Linked DNA regions of Mus musculus: region 1 is linked to region 2. Evidence: chromatin contacts called from ENCODE Hi-C or POLR2A ChIA-PET data. All regions are on one chromosome and are shown on one strand. Each heading gives the region's core, a stretch centred on a gene start or an enhancer-like site at or near the end of the contact. The rest is flanking DNA. Distances are from core to core; before and after follow the strand shown.

Evidence for each region. A loop is a pair of places that touch in the nucleus more often than their neighbours do. ChIA-PET counts read pairs that join two places held with the same protein, here RNA polymerase II (POLR2A).
Region 1: POLR2A ChIA-PET joins it to region 2 with 48 read pairs in Patski. The contact joins the promoter of Bzw1 here to the enhancer-like site in region 2. A Hi-C loop is called at or near these places in 4 of 37 maps with a recorded cell type or tissue (gastrocnemius and mouse trophoblast stem cell). POLR2A ChIA-PET finds 5 or more read pairs at or near these places in 5 of 5 experiments (Patski and embryonic stem cell).

The regions. Positions count from the first base shown.
Region 1 is chr1:58,389,215-58,395,373 of GRCm38, reverse strand. Bzw1 (basic leucine zipper and W2 domains 1) reads right to left here and starts at 2,476. Exons shown (of 12, transcript NM_025824.4): 1 at 2,158-2,476; 2 at 1,099-1,172. The coding sequence starts at 1,162. It overlaps Gm39644 (a long non-coding RNA gene), which reads left to right and starts at 2,831. Exons shown (of 3, transcript XR_003947828.1): 1 at 2,831-2,918.
Region 2 is chr1:58,355,216-58,361,143 of GRCm38, reverse strand. It overlaps Aox2 (aldehyde oxidase 2), which reads right to left. Exons shown (of 36, transcript NM_001008419.2): 34 at 2,059-2,226. Among named protein-coding and RNA genes, the nearest start is that of Gm39644, 34 kb to the left of the region's middle. Within about 2 kb of position 2,041, at least 1 of the 3 ENCODE cell types and tissues checked has a DNase peak (open chromatin) inside an H3K27ac peak, as active enhancers do.

The DNA.
Region 1 (6,159 bases), core at 1,227-3,726, 34 kb before region 2:
CCGGGGGACAGACTATGGAGAATATACAAAGATGCTGTCATCTGTGTCAAACTTTCTATGAAAGGTAGAAAACCAGAAACAACCTTAAAACCAGTAGTTAGCCCATTCTCCATTTCCTCAAAACTACTCAACAGGTTAATGTGTGCTTCATCTTTTTGAAGCAGCCCTATGTAGCCCTAGCTGGCCTGGAATTCACTAACTAGACCTCTATTTACTGGCCTCTCCAACTGCAAGAATTAAAGATGTATGCCACCATGCCCGGCCAATGCCAGTTTTCAAAGAATACCATTTAAACTTTTTTTTGTTGCTGGGTGGTGGTGGCAGTGCACACCTTTAATCCCAGCACTTGGGATGCAGAAGCAGGCAGAATTCATTTCTGAGTTCAAGGACAGCCTGGTCTACAAAGTGAGTTCCAGGACATCCAGGGCTATACAGAGAATCTCGAAAAAAAAACAAAAAACTTTTGTTGGTGTTGGTTTTTTAAAGACAGGGTTTCTTTGTGTAGTCCTGGCTATCCTGAAACTCAGAGGAGATCTGCGAGCCTCTGATAGGAGTACTAGATTCAATCCCCAGATTGCCAGGAGCTCAGGCCTTTAATCCTAGCATTTGGAGGCCATCCTGAGCTACAATCTAAGACTCTGCTAAACCTTAAAAAAAAAAAAAATTAATGTGAATCTCATTCTATAATTCTTTAAGTTGAAATCTGATTTCTACCCACACTCTTTTCCCAGACCTATGCCATGTGAGACACTCTATAAATGAGTCACTTTCACATATCTCCACAAAGTCTAGGTGAAATCAGGGACTTTAGGAGTGCCCCCCCCCTTCTATTAGCCCTCTTTGTTCAAATTCTTCTTTAAACTATGAGCTTAAAGTCACAGGTTTTAGCCACTAAAAAAAAAAAAAGAAAAGAAAAGAAAAGAAAGAAAGAAATTTGAGAAAGCAGAGAAACACTAAGGGAGCAGTTAATCTGAAATAGAAGTTAAAGAGAAAATCAAGTTTCTATTATTTTCGGGTTAGTAACATGCAGCTACCTGACTGTGAGAGAAACCAAGATATGTCTGAAAGCTTGAGGGTGAGTTACAAATAAATAGTTACCTCTTTTTCTGGTTTTAAAACGCTGGCCTGATAGCGTTGGTTTTTGCTGCTTTTGATTATTCATAAAAGACACCCTAGAAAAAGGAGAAAGAAGGCCTTAAAAACACCCGTGCCAGTAATATTAACTTCTTAAACCAAGTATCAAACCTTAAATCAAAATTACAATTAAAGCAAGCCCAAGACGCTTTCAGTTAACAGGCAATAGAGAGGGTGCAGGTAAGTTTCCCTCTCCAGGAACCCCTTGATGTAAGTGCTGGAACTACACCTTGATAAAGCATTTTACTATCACCCTGTCTGGTGGCAAATGGCCTACCACAAACCTAACTACTCAGTCTCTCCTACACCGTTCTTTGCATCTCCCACTTTTTCTAAGTAACCCGAACTTAGAGGACTGTCGCGGTCACGAGCTATCTGTCAAAGGCCCTGAACCGCATCAGCGCTGCCCTCATTCCAAAGTGGCGCCGAGAGCCGCAGAGCCCGCTTGCACCCTTCCAAGATGCAAAACTGAGAGCTGGCCGCAAACGCTACAGCCCCAGCCGCCTCCTCCTCCCCGGGCACGTGTCTCCACATCCACACCCTTTCCCGTGCCTCCCGCCTCTCGGGGCTCGGGCGGCGGGCCCCGGAGCGCCGCAGGCCCTTCTCCACCGACCCTGTCGCCTGCGGTGGTGGCCGCCGCGCCGAGCGGACCACAGGCGCCGAGGCGCTGCGCGCCGGGGCCCCCGCCGCCCCGTACATCCGCCCGCCCTCCCGCGAAAGCAGCGGCGGAGGCGGCGGCCGCGGCGGTGGTGGCGGCGGCTGCGCCCCGCCCGCCGAACTCCCCACGCGTACATCACCCAACAGAGGCCGCGGCGGCTTTGTTACCCAGGCCGGCCGGGGCGCACACGGGGGCGCGCCGCCACCCCGGCGCCCCGCGGCCTCGCCCGCCCTCCAGAGCGGCGGCCCGGGCCACGGATCCAGGCCCCGGGTCCCGCCGGCCCCTCCGAACCGCGCCGCCACCCTCCTCCTCCTCCGGGCCACGGCGCGCCGCTCTTCCCCGGCGCTGCGCCGCGCTCGCCTCACCGAATTTAAGGCGAAGAGAAAAGAGCCAGAAATCCCCGAGCTGGCGGCAACTGCGGCGCTGTCTCCTCTGCGACCGGAACTAACGCGAGCAGGAGGGGAGGAAGAGGCGCCACCCCCGCCCCGGAGGCCTGCTATCGCGAGATTTCTACCCTGCGCCAGTTCGCACTCCCCCCTGCCGAAGGCCGCGGGGTTGCAGCTCGGGGGCACCGGCTAACACCGCGGTGGTAGGCGTCTCTGTCCCACCCTAAAGCCCCAGGCTGCCCTGACTCTTGTACCAGGGTAGCCCGTCCCCCTTCCTCCGCCGCAGCGGCCGGCCTCCCCCTCTCCGGGCGGGGATGGGAGTGGGAAGCGGCCCCTCAACGGCCGCGAGTTGGACCAGTCCGTCCCGGTCCAGCCCAGACCCCTCCTCCGGAAGCTGGAGCCCGGGGGTAGGGGGAATGCTGGGCGGCGGGCGCAGAGGCCGGGGCGTCTGTAGGGTTCTGCCTGGGTGAGGACTGCAGCCCGGCCTCCCTGCTCTGCGATGCGGTGTGCTGAGGGCAAGTCTGACCTCGGCCTGTCACCACGCCTTGCAAGGGGTGCTCGTCCCCTGACTGCGGTGGACTGGGAATTTGTTAAAACCAGATTGCGAGGCCCCCACCCGCAGGGTTTATAATTGCTTCTGGTGCAGGACTCAAGAATGTGCCTTTATCACAAAGTCTCCCGAGATAAGGACCTTCAGAAGGTGTATTCTCCGGGACAACAGATAAAACTGCCCGCATCCGGTTTGTGCCCTTTTCATCCGCCATCCCCCAAACACCGGGATTTGTCCTTAAAATCCCTTTCCATGTACCAACTTCTCGCTCTCGCTCTCGCTCTCTCTCTCTCTCTCTCTCTCTCTCTCTCTCTCTCTCTCGCGTGTTCCAGATCGAGGCCAGCCTGGTCTACAGAGTGAATTCTAGGAGAGCCAGGGGTATTTCTGACATCCACCGTCCCTGTACTCAAACCTTTAATCTTTCTTACTCGTACATGGAAGGCACTTCTGTTCACTGGCATTTAACATATACTGTATTTGGAGTTTCGGATTTGCCTCTAAGGCTTTAAGCCGCTGTTTGTTGGATCTTGGCTGTCAATTCTTTTCCGTTCAAGTTGGTAGGTCGGAGCGCTGAAGGAGCAGCGGTGGGAAAATAGCCTAGCAGCAACAGCCTAACTTCTTGGAGGTACTGGTGGCCCATAGGACTGAACTTTGGTGGGACCTAGGAAGGCCAGGCCGTGGAGCATAGTGGGAAATGATGGGAATCAGGGCTCTAAGTTCCCCTACCTTTATCCTCTAACCCTGAGTCCGTTGGCATTTCTCTTGGAAGTCTTATTTCATACTCTGCATGATAGACTACCACGTCCCCCACGTTATGTTTGTTTCTGATGTGTTAAGGGTACAGTATTTCACTAATTAAAAAGCCATGTTTGTGTAGTATGTGTGTAGCAGACATTCTCCTAAGCACTTAACTGCGTTGAGTCCTTGAAACTGCCCTATGACTTTGACACTTGTTAGTCTTGTTGGGAAAAGAAGGCATATAGGTCAGTTAACTTGCCAGTGAACGGCCCCCCAGCGGCCTGGTCCACCAATATAATAAACTGCCAGGTCACACACTGAGCTGAGCTAGAGACACAAAAAACGGTGAATAGCCAAACCCGTTACTCATAAAGCTTCCCTCCGCATTGGCCACATTTCCCAATTCGGTCTCCTCTCCAGTACAGTCCTGATTTACACCCTGCCTTTGTATTTTTGAGACAGGGTCTTGCTAAGTAGCCCAGGCTGGCCTTGACCTGGCAATCCTCCTGTATCAGCTTTCCAGGTACTGGCATTAGAGACATCAGTCACCAAGCCCAGTTAATTGGGATTTCTGTTCCCGTGACTAAATGAGCCTTCCTTGTTGCACTGTGTCTTTCTTTACATTTCCAGGGTGATCTTTCTAAATGTAACTCAGGCCCTTCTCATCAGTGTCTGAGTTCCTGGGTTTTCATGAAAAACCACAGGAACACTGCTTTCCACCTTCTTATACCATTGGTGGCTTTATCACATCCAATAAGGAGTCAGGACCTTAAAACTCGGCTTGGGAGATGACTCTATGTAAAATGTTTGCAACACAGTATGAGGACTCAAGTTCTAATTCTCAAATACCACATAAAAGCTAAGTGTTTATGGCAGCCCACCTGTAATCAGCACATGGGAAATGAAGGAAGGGTCTGTGGAGCAAGGTAACTAGCCATACAAGCCATACACTCAAGCTCCAGCCGTGGTGCACGCTTTTTTTTTTTAAACATTTTTTAAGATTTATTTATTATTTATTATATGTAAGTACACTGTAGCTGTCTTCAGACACTCCAGAAGAAGGAGTCAGATCTCGTTACAGATGGTTGTGAGCCACCATGTGGTTGCTGGGATTTGAACTCCAGACCTTCGGAAGAGCAGTCGGGTGCTCTTACCTGCTGAGCCATCTCACCAGCCCGGTGCACGCTTTTTTTTGTTTTTAAAGTTTTATTTAGTTAGTTTATGCATATGAGTACACTATTGCTTTCTTCACACACACCAGAAGAGAGCATCATATCCCATTGCAGATGGTTGTGAGCCACCATGTGGTTGCTAGGAATTGAACTCAGGACCTCTGGAAGTGCAGTCAATGCTCTTAAACTGCTGAGCCATCTCTCCAGCCCATGGTGCATGCTTCTAATCCCAGCACCCAGGAGACACAGGCAGTCATAGTTTCAAGTCAGAGTTAGACAATAATACCTGTTCCCGAGAGAGAGAGAGAGAGAGAGAGAGAGAGAGAGAGAGAGAGAGAGAGGGAGAGGGAGAGAGAGAGATCTTATCCTTGATCTTATCCATTCATGCTTGGGACTGAACCCAGGAGTTAGTGTATGCTAAATGAGCACTCTACCGACAGCCACATCTCAGTCTACCTCCACAGATGTTTATAATGAAAAACCTTTGAAATACAACAAGGTTTTAAGTTTTATTTAAATGAAATTATGTTCAATACCACTGTTTTACTTGCCATAAAGGATTCTAATAGTTATAATTATTAAGATTTGACATCAGATAAAAACAAAAGACAAACATTGCTTAATAAGTTGAACATTTTAATAAAACTCAATACCCTCTTTTAAAAATGTATCTTTATATGCATGAACGTGTTTGCCTACGTGTATATATGTGCACCATGCCTACTTACGGAAGCCAGGAGAGCGCATCAGATCCACTGGGACTGGAGTTACAGGTGGTTATGAATGCCCACATGGGTGCTGGGAACGGAACCAAGGCCCACTGAAAGACCTGCAAGTGCTCTTACCTGCGGAGCCATCTCTCTAAATACAACCAAATTACTCTTTTAAACAAATGTACACTTTTATTTAGAATTTTAAATAGACTGAAATAATTTTTGAGGGGCTTAGAAACTGGGGAAACCTAGCCTCCACCTCCAGCTCCAATGACCGTAAAAGGAATTCCATGATTCTTTGCTTTATCACTGTCTCTACCAACTATAGACGGAAATAGTCACAATTAGCCACGCGTAGTAGAACACAACTCTAATACCAGTACTCAGAAGGCAGAGTCAAGCAGAGCTCTGTGATTTTGAAGCCAGCTTGTTCTACATACTGAGTTCCAGGACAGCAAGAGCTATATATAGTGAGACCCTGTCTCAAAACAGCAAAACAGAAACCTCCACAATCTAGCACCAAAACAAACCTTTCTTCATGACTTGACATTTGTTACAGTAACAGAAAGCTGACATAAGACAGTAACAGTGCTGTTGCTTACATCATTTATCACTGCTACCACTTGGCCTAATAATCAGACTCACAATAGATCTTACATCTGGAGAGGAAGTAATTTCTTCTGAATTAGTTTCACATATATCATATTCTTTTTAGTGCAACTTGTGTGTAGAGCTGTCACTGAATGAAATAACTACAGTGTAGTTGATCACTACTGTTCTAAAAGAAGCTCATGGACTCCCATTAAGT
Region 2 (5,928 bases), core at 792-3,291:
GTTCCAGGACAGCCAGGGCTACACAGAGAAACCCTGTCTACAAAACAAAACAAAACAATGGCTCCCATAGGCGCAAATATTCAATGCTTAGTCATTAGGAAGTGGCACTATTTAGAGGTGCTAGGGGGCCTTGCTGGAGGAGTTGGGCTTTCAGAAGCGTAGTTATGCCCTATTGCCGTGAAGAGACACCATGACTAAGACAACTCTTATGGATGGGGTCGCCACAACATGAGGAACCATATTAAAGGTTGCAGCATTGGGAAGTTTGCAAACCACTGGTTTAGCCAACCGACCAGAGAGCTCTAGGGAATTTTATTTAGAATTATAATAACAGTAAGTAATAGTAATGGTGCTTGAGGGATAGCCCAATGGTTAACTCAGAGGACTAGAGTTTCATTTCCAAACGCCATGTCAGGTAACTCACAGGCTTACAACTGCCTGTAACTCCAGCTCCCAAGAATTCAGTGCTGTCTTCTGGCCTCAGTGGGTGCCTGCAGATATCTGCACACAGAGGCAGGCATATATGTGCAAAGACACATAAATAAATAAATATCAAATAGATAAGTAAGAAAATAAATTCTAAAAATGTAAGATGGAGATCAATCTAGGAAGATGCCCAGTGTCAGTATCAGGCCTGGCTTCTACACTCAAACACACATGAACACAAGTATACACACAAGAGCACGCACACATGTACCAAACACACATGCACATTCTCACAACAAACAGTCATTTCTGGTTGAAAGGATTATGGTTGATTTCAAGTTCCATCTTACTCTTTTTCTAAAGTGGACATGTCTTTCTCTCTCTTTCTTTCTTTCTCCCCTTTCTTTCTTTCTTTCTTTCTTTCTCCCCTTTCTTTCTTTCTTTCTTTCTTTCTTTCTTTCTTTCTTTCTTTCTTTCTTTCTTTCTTTCTTTCTTTCTTTCTTTCTTTCTCCCCTTTCTTTCTTTCTTTCTTTCTTTCTTTCTTTCTTTCTTTCTTTCTTTCTTTCTTTCTTTCTTTCTCTCTTTCTTATACAGTGTCTTATTATGTAGACCAGGCTATTCTGGGAACCACTGTGTAGACCAGGCTGGCCTTGAACTGACAAGCCTATCCACCCTTCCCCTCAAGTGCTCCATCAAGCATAGCATGTGTTACTTTTATAAAGACAAAATGTAAAACACTATTAAAATGAGCCTTACAATATTAAATATAGGCCCTACTATGAAGCGATATCTAGGAGCCATTGATGAATATTTTAGAAAGTTTGAGACTACTTTCACATTGAGAAAAGTGTCTGATTGATGGGCATTGCATAGTTAGTAGACAACTGGTGTCCACCAGGGTGTATTGACAAGGTCTCAGCAAGGAACTATCAGACTTGGCAGAAAATGCTGTCTCACCCCATGTGCCTCGGAGCCCAGCCGCCTGGCCTGAACTGTGAGTAAGAGCTAAGTGAGTCACTCCTTCCCACTGTATGTGACAGCTCTGCCAAACAACGCGCTGGCTAAAAACAGTCTGAATCTGGGGAAATGCAGGAGGCCATTTTCCAGCAGTCAGGCTGTGAGGAGGCTGAGAAGGAGGCTCGGATGAGCAGTGAAATTTCCGAGGCGCTCTTTATTACGTGCGTTTACTTTCCTTGCTCTGCGTCCACTCCAGAAAAGGATGCCTACCCTGTAAAATGGGACCCAGAGCACTGTTTTGAAGGTCACATGTGCTTAAGCTTTTGAGTAAGAGACAAGGTGATCTTACAGTGGCCCTGTGATGAGCAAGACCAGGAGAGTGCTATGCAGGAGCCCTGAGTTGAGAGGTGTCTGGTTCCTGCCTCTGTCCGTGGAGGAGGCACTGGTTGGAGGCAGATGACTGTCCTCATTGCTGTGTTCAGGAGACTAGGATGAATGTCTGAGCCACTACAGGACAATTCAGCCTCAGTCTCCCAGCTGCCAGGATTGCAAGCATTTACTACCACGCCCTATCACTTTATAGCTTGATTAGACACAGGTTAGGTCACAAACTGACACAGAAGCCAAGGGAGCAGGAAGTTGCAGTGAGCTTGCAGGAACAGAGCAGCTCCCTACCATGTCCGTGAACCGATCTGCACAGGCCATCCGCACCCACTCTGGGGTTGCTGGGCTCTTCACTGTGAAGTCCTCCGCTATGTCTCTTTGTCTCCGTGCCGCAGCCACCGCATCAACAATGGCAAAAAACACAGATGACCCTAGGAACATCCCAGACTCCCCGAGGCCCTGCAAGAAAACACATTTGTCTATTTTATTGGCCTTTTGAGACAGGGTCTCACTTTGTGGCTCTGGCTGGTCTGAAACTCACTATGTAGATCAGAATGAATTCACAGAGGTCACCTGCCTCTACAGTGCATTTGTTTTAAAAGCTTCTATAGTAGACAACAAGCTACTTTGGGACAGGGCGTCATCTTGTTCAGCACTGTATCCGCCTGCCTCTGCCTCCCAAGTGCTGGGATTAAAGGCGCCACCACCGCCTGGCTTTATAAATCACTTCTTAAATGGGAACTTTCTACATCTTCAGTTCTGTCTGGGTTAAGTATTTGTTCTATGGGAAGGGATGCACACTTGCTTACATGTACGTGCAGTCCATGTGTTTCTGTGGGGTAAGAGAAGGGCACCATTATTAGAACAGTCAATGGATTGACCTTGCCAGCTTCATAAGCAGAGGGGGAAATAGTTCCTCATTATGCCCCTGGGGCTAAGGGAAGCAGCATACTTGCCTGAGCTTTTCATTGTTGGGGGGAAACAACAGAATCACCAGCCATTTGGGAAGAGCTTATTTGGCTTACAGATCCTGATTATGAAGAAGAGTCAGGGCAGGAGCTCAAAGCAGAAACCAATGCAGAGGCCATCGAGGGATGCTGCTTACTGGCTTGCACAGCCTGCTTTCTTATAGAACCCAGGACCACTTGCCCAGGGTGGGACTGACCACAGTGGCTCCCCCACCCCCCATCAAATCCTGAGTCAAGAAAATGCCCCCACAAACTCACCTACCAGCCAGTCTGATAGAAACATTCTCTCAGTTGAAGTTCCTCTTCCCAGAGGACCCTGGCTTGTGTTAGCGGATAACATACTAACAAGTACAGTAGTGTATACTATACTATAGTACAGTAGTATATACTAACCCATAGTACAGTAGTGTATAATATACTATAGTACAGTAGTATATACTAACCCATAGTACAGTAGTGTATACTCTACTACAGTACAGTAGTATATACTAACCTATAGTACAGTAGTGTATACTATACTATAGTACAGTAGTGTAGGAGAGGAAGACTTGGGCGATGACAGACCTTCACGTGTAGGCAACAGGCAGGAATTCGAGGGCCATGCGGGCAGGTGAAGGACAATAAGGAGAGGAGAACTGGGTTCTGTGGAGAGACAGAGACCCCCTCCACGGTCTGTCTGAGGGGACAGCCATTCTTTGCTTCTGATAATTGTTACCTTCCATGAACGCACCCAAAATAACCAGAGCCGTCTTCTTTTTCAGAAAAGTTTCTGTATTTGTGGTTTTTGTTTTGTTTTTGGTGGTGGTGGGAATTGAACCAGGGGCTGTGTGCACACTAAGCAAGCATTTTCTTGCTGACTTTTATCCCCAATCTTTGTTTTCATTTTTTGGTTTCCGAGACAAGGTCTTACTGTGGAACCTGGACTGTAAAATGCACCATGGAGTCGACCAGGCTGGCTTTGAATATCCACATATCTTCCTGCTTTTACCTCCCCAGTACCATAGGCACTCACTCATCACCATGTCCTTCTTGGTCCTTGTGTGTTTTCCAGAGAGATCTTGCTTTGTAGCCTAGGCTGGCATTAATTCATGTTCCTTCTCCATCTACCTATTGAGTATTGGGATTACCGGCATGCCTACCATGCTGGGTGCACTGCCTGGGTACTCTTAACCTGAAGCTGTTCTCTGTAGGCTCTGGGCTGCCTCTGGCCTTCCCCCCTCAGATGGCTTCTAGACCAGCCAGAGTCAGAAGGACCTGTTGGTGCCCCTCCCTCTGAGTCTGTGATGGCTTCGCCAACCCAAGTCCAGAGGCGATACCTAGGCTGAAGGGGAATTCAGTTTGGAAATGATGGAATTCCAGCAGATATATTTTTCTTGTTTCAGAAAAGAAAATCAATTTATTCCTGAATGGAGAATAAAAGTAAGTAAGAAAAAAAGATGTGACTGTTCCTAGGAAAAGGTAGAGAAAGGGTGAGCAAAGGCAGATATCTGGGAGAGTCCAGAGTGAACATGACCAGGCCATGTGAGACAGAAGAGAGAGGGCCAGGTGACCAATAGGCCACAGGGGTAGAGGGTAGACCAAAAGGGGCTGGTAACCAAAATGGTTGTATTATATAGGAAGGGCAGACCAGGCCCTGGGCTAGAGAAATTTAAGGTATGCCAGCCATATCTTTTAATACTGAGGGATGCTGGGAGAACCTGGCAGCCGGGTCTACTTTGGTATGTTAAATGTTAGTCATTTGTCAGGGTTTGAGATGTAACAACTCCTATCTAGAAGTTTCTCCAAAGAATTTTTTTTTAAGATTTATTTATTTATTTTATGTGAAGAGGGCATTGAATCCAATTACAGATGGTCGTGAGCCACCATGTGGTTGTTGGGAATTGAACTCATGACCTCTGGAAGAGCAGCCAGTGCTCTTAACCCCCTGAGTCATCTCTGCAGGCTCTCCCCAAAGATTTTTAAGGAAGACTTTTTGTTTGTTTGTTTGTTTCAGACAAGGTTTCTCTGTGTAGCCCAGGCTGTCCTGGAACTCACTCTGGCTGCCCTGGAACTCACTCTGTAGTCCAGGCTGGGCTAGAACTCAGAAATCCGCCTGCCTCTGCCTCCCAAGTGCTGGGATTAAAGGTGTGTGCCACCACTGCCCACCACTGCCCAGCTTAAGGGAGACTTTATACCTCACTCCTTGGTGAGGTTTTATCTGAATTTTGTCATGATCTACGTAAAGCAAGGCAAACAAAGTTGACCTTTATTTTAATTTGCTCTTCCTTTCCTTTAGTTATTAAAGGTTGTCTAGTGTCTTTGCTTCCTGACACTATCGACATTTTAAGTCACATGATCATTTATTGTAGGAGCTGCCTTGCATACTGAAGCTGTTTAGCCATACCCTTGGCCTCTGAGCATTGCCTTAAAATCCTTTAAATTGTGTCAGCCAGAAATGCATCTGGATATTATCAGTTTCATGTGTGTGTGTGTGTGTGTGTGTGTGTGTGTGTGTGTGTGCGTGTGCGCGTGTGTGTGTCCTGGCGAGTATGCGTGTGTATGTATGTGTGCCTGCCTGCCTGCCTGCCTGTCTGTCTTGGTAGGGAGTAGGATATTCTCACCACAGTTGGTAAGAGCTGTTCTAGATTGATTTCTGGGCTTGACTGAAGAGTCCCTCGGAGGTGGGCAATTTACCTAAGAGCAAAGGAGGATGGTGGGCTGGGGTAGGAACCCAGGCCTCCAGTCCACTGATATCTACAGTTTCAATGGTATCATATCTTCAAGTTCATTTATTCTTTTGGTTTTGTTTTTTGTTTTGTTTTGTTTTGTTTTGTTTTGTTTTGTTTTGTTTTTTGAGACATGGCTAACTTGTGCTGCTCTGGAACTCTAAATAGCCCTGGCAGGTTTTAGCCTACCCTCTGTTGGGGTTATTGGTTCAAGCTACCATACCCAGCTCAATGTTGCCTTCTTCGTCTGCCCAGTCCTTTGTGTGTGTGTGTGTGCTTGTGCACAGGTGTGATGTATGCAGTGAGGGCATCCTCAAATTACTATCCTTGGAAATGCTCTCTACTTCCTTTGAGGTAGTCTGTCCCTGGCCTTGAGCTCACCAATTAATTTAGACCAACTGGCCTGAGAGCCCCAGAGATCCTCCTGTCTCTGCCTCCCGAGTCTTGGGGTTACAAGAGTACAACACACAGAATTTTTATGTGAGTTC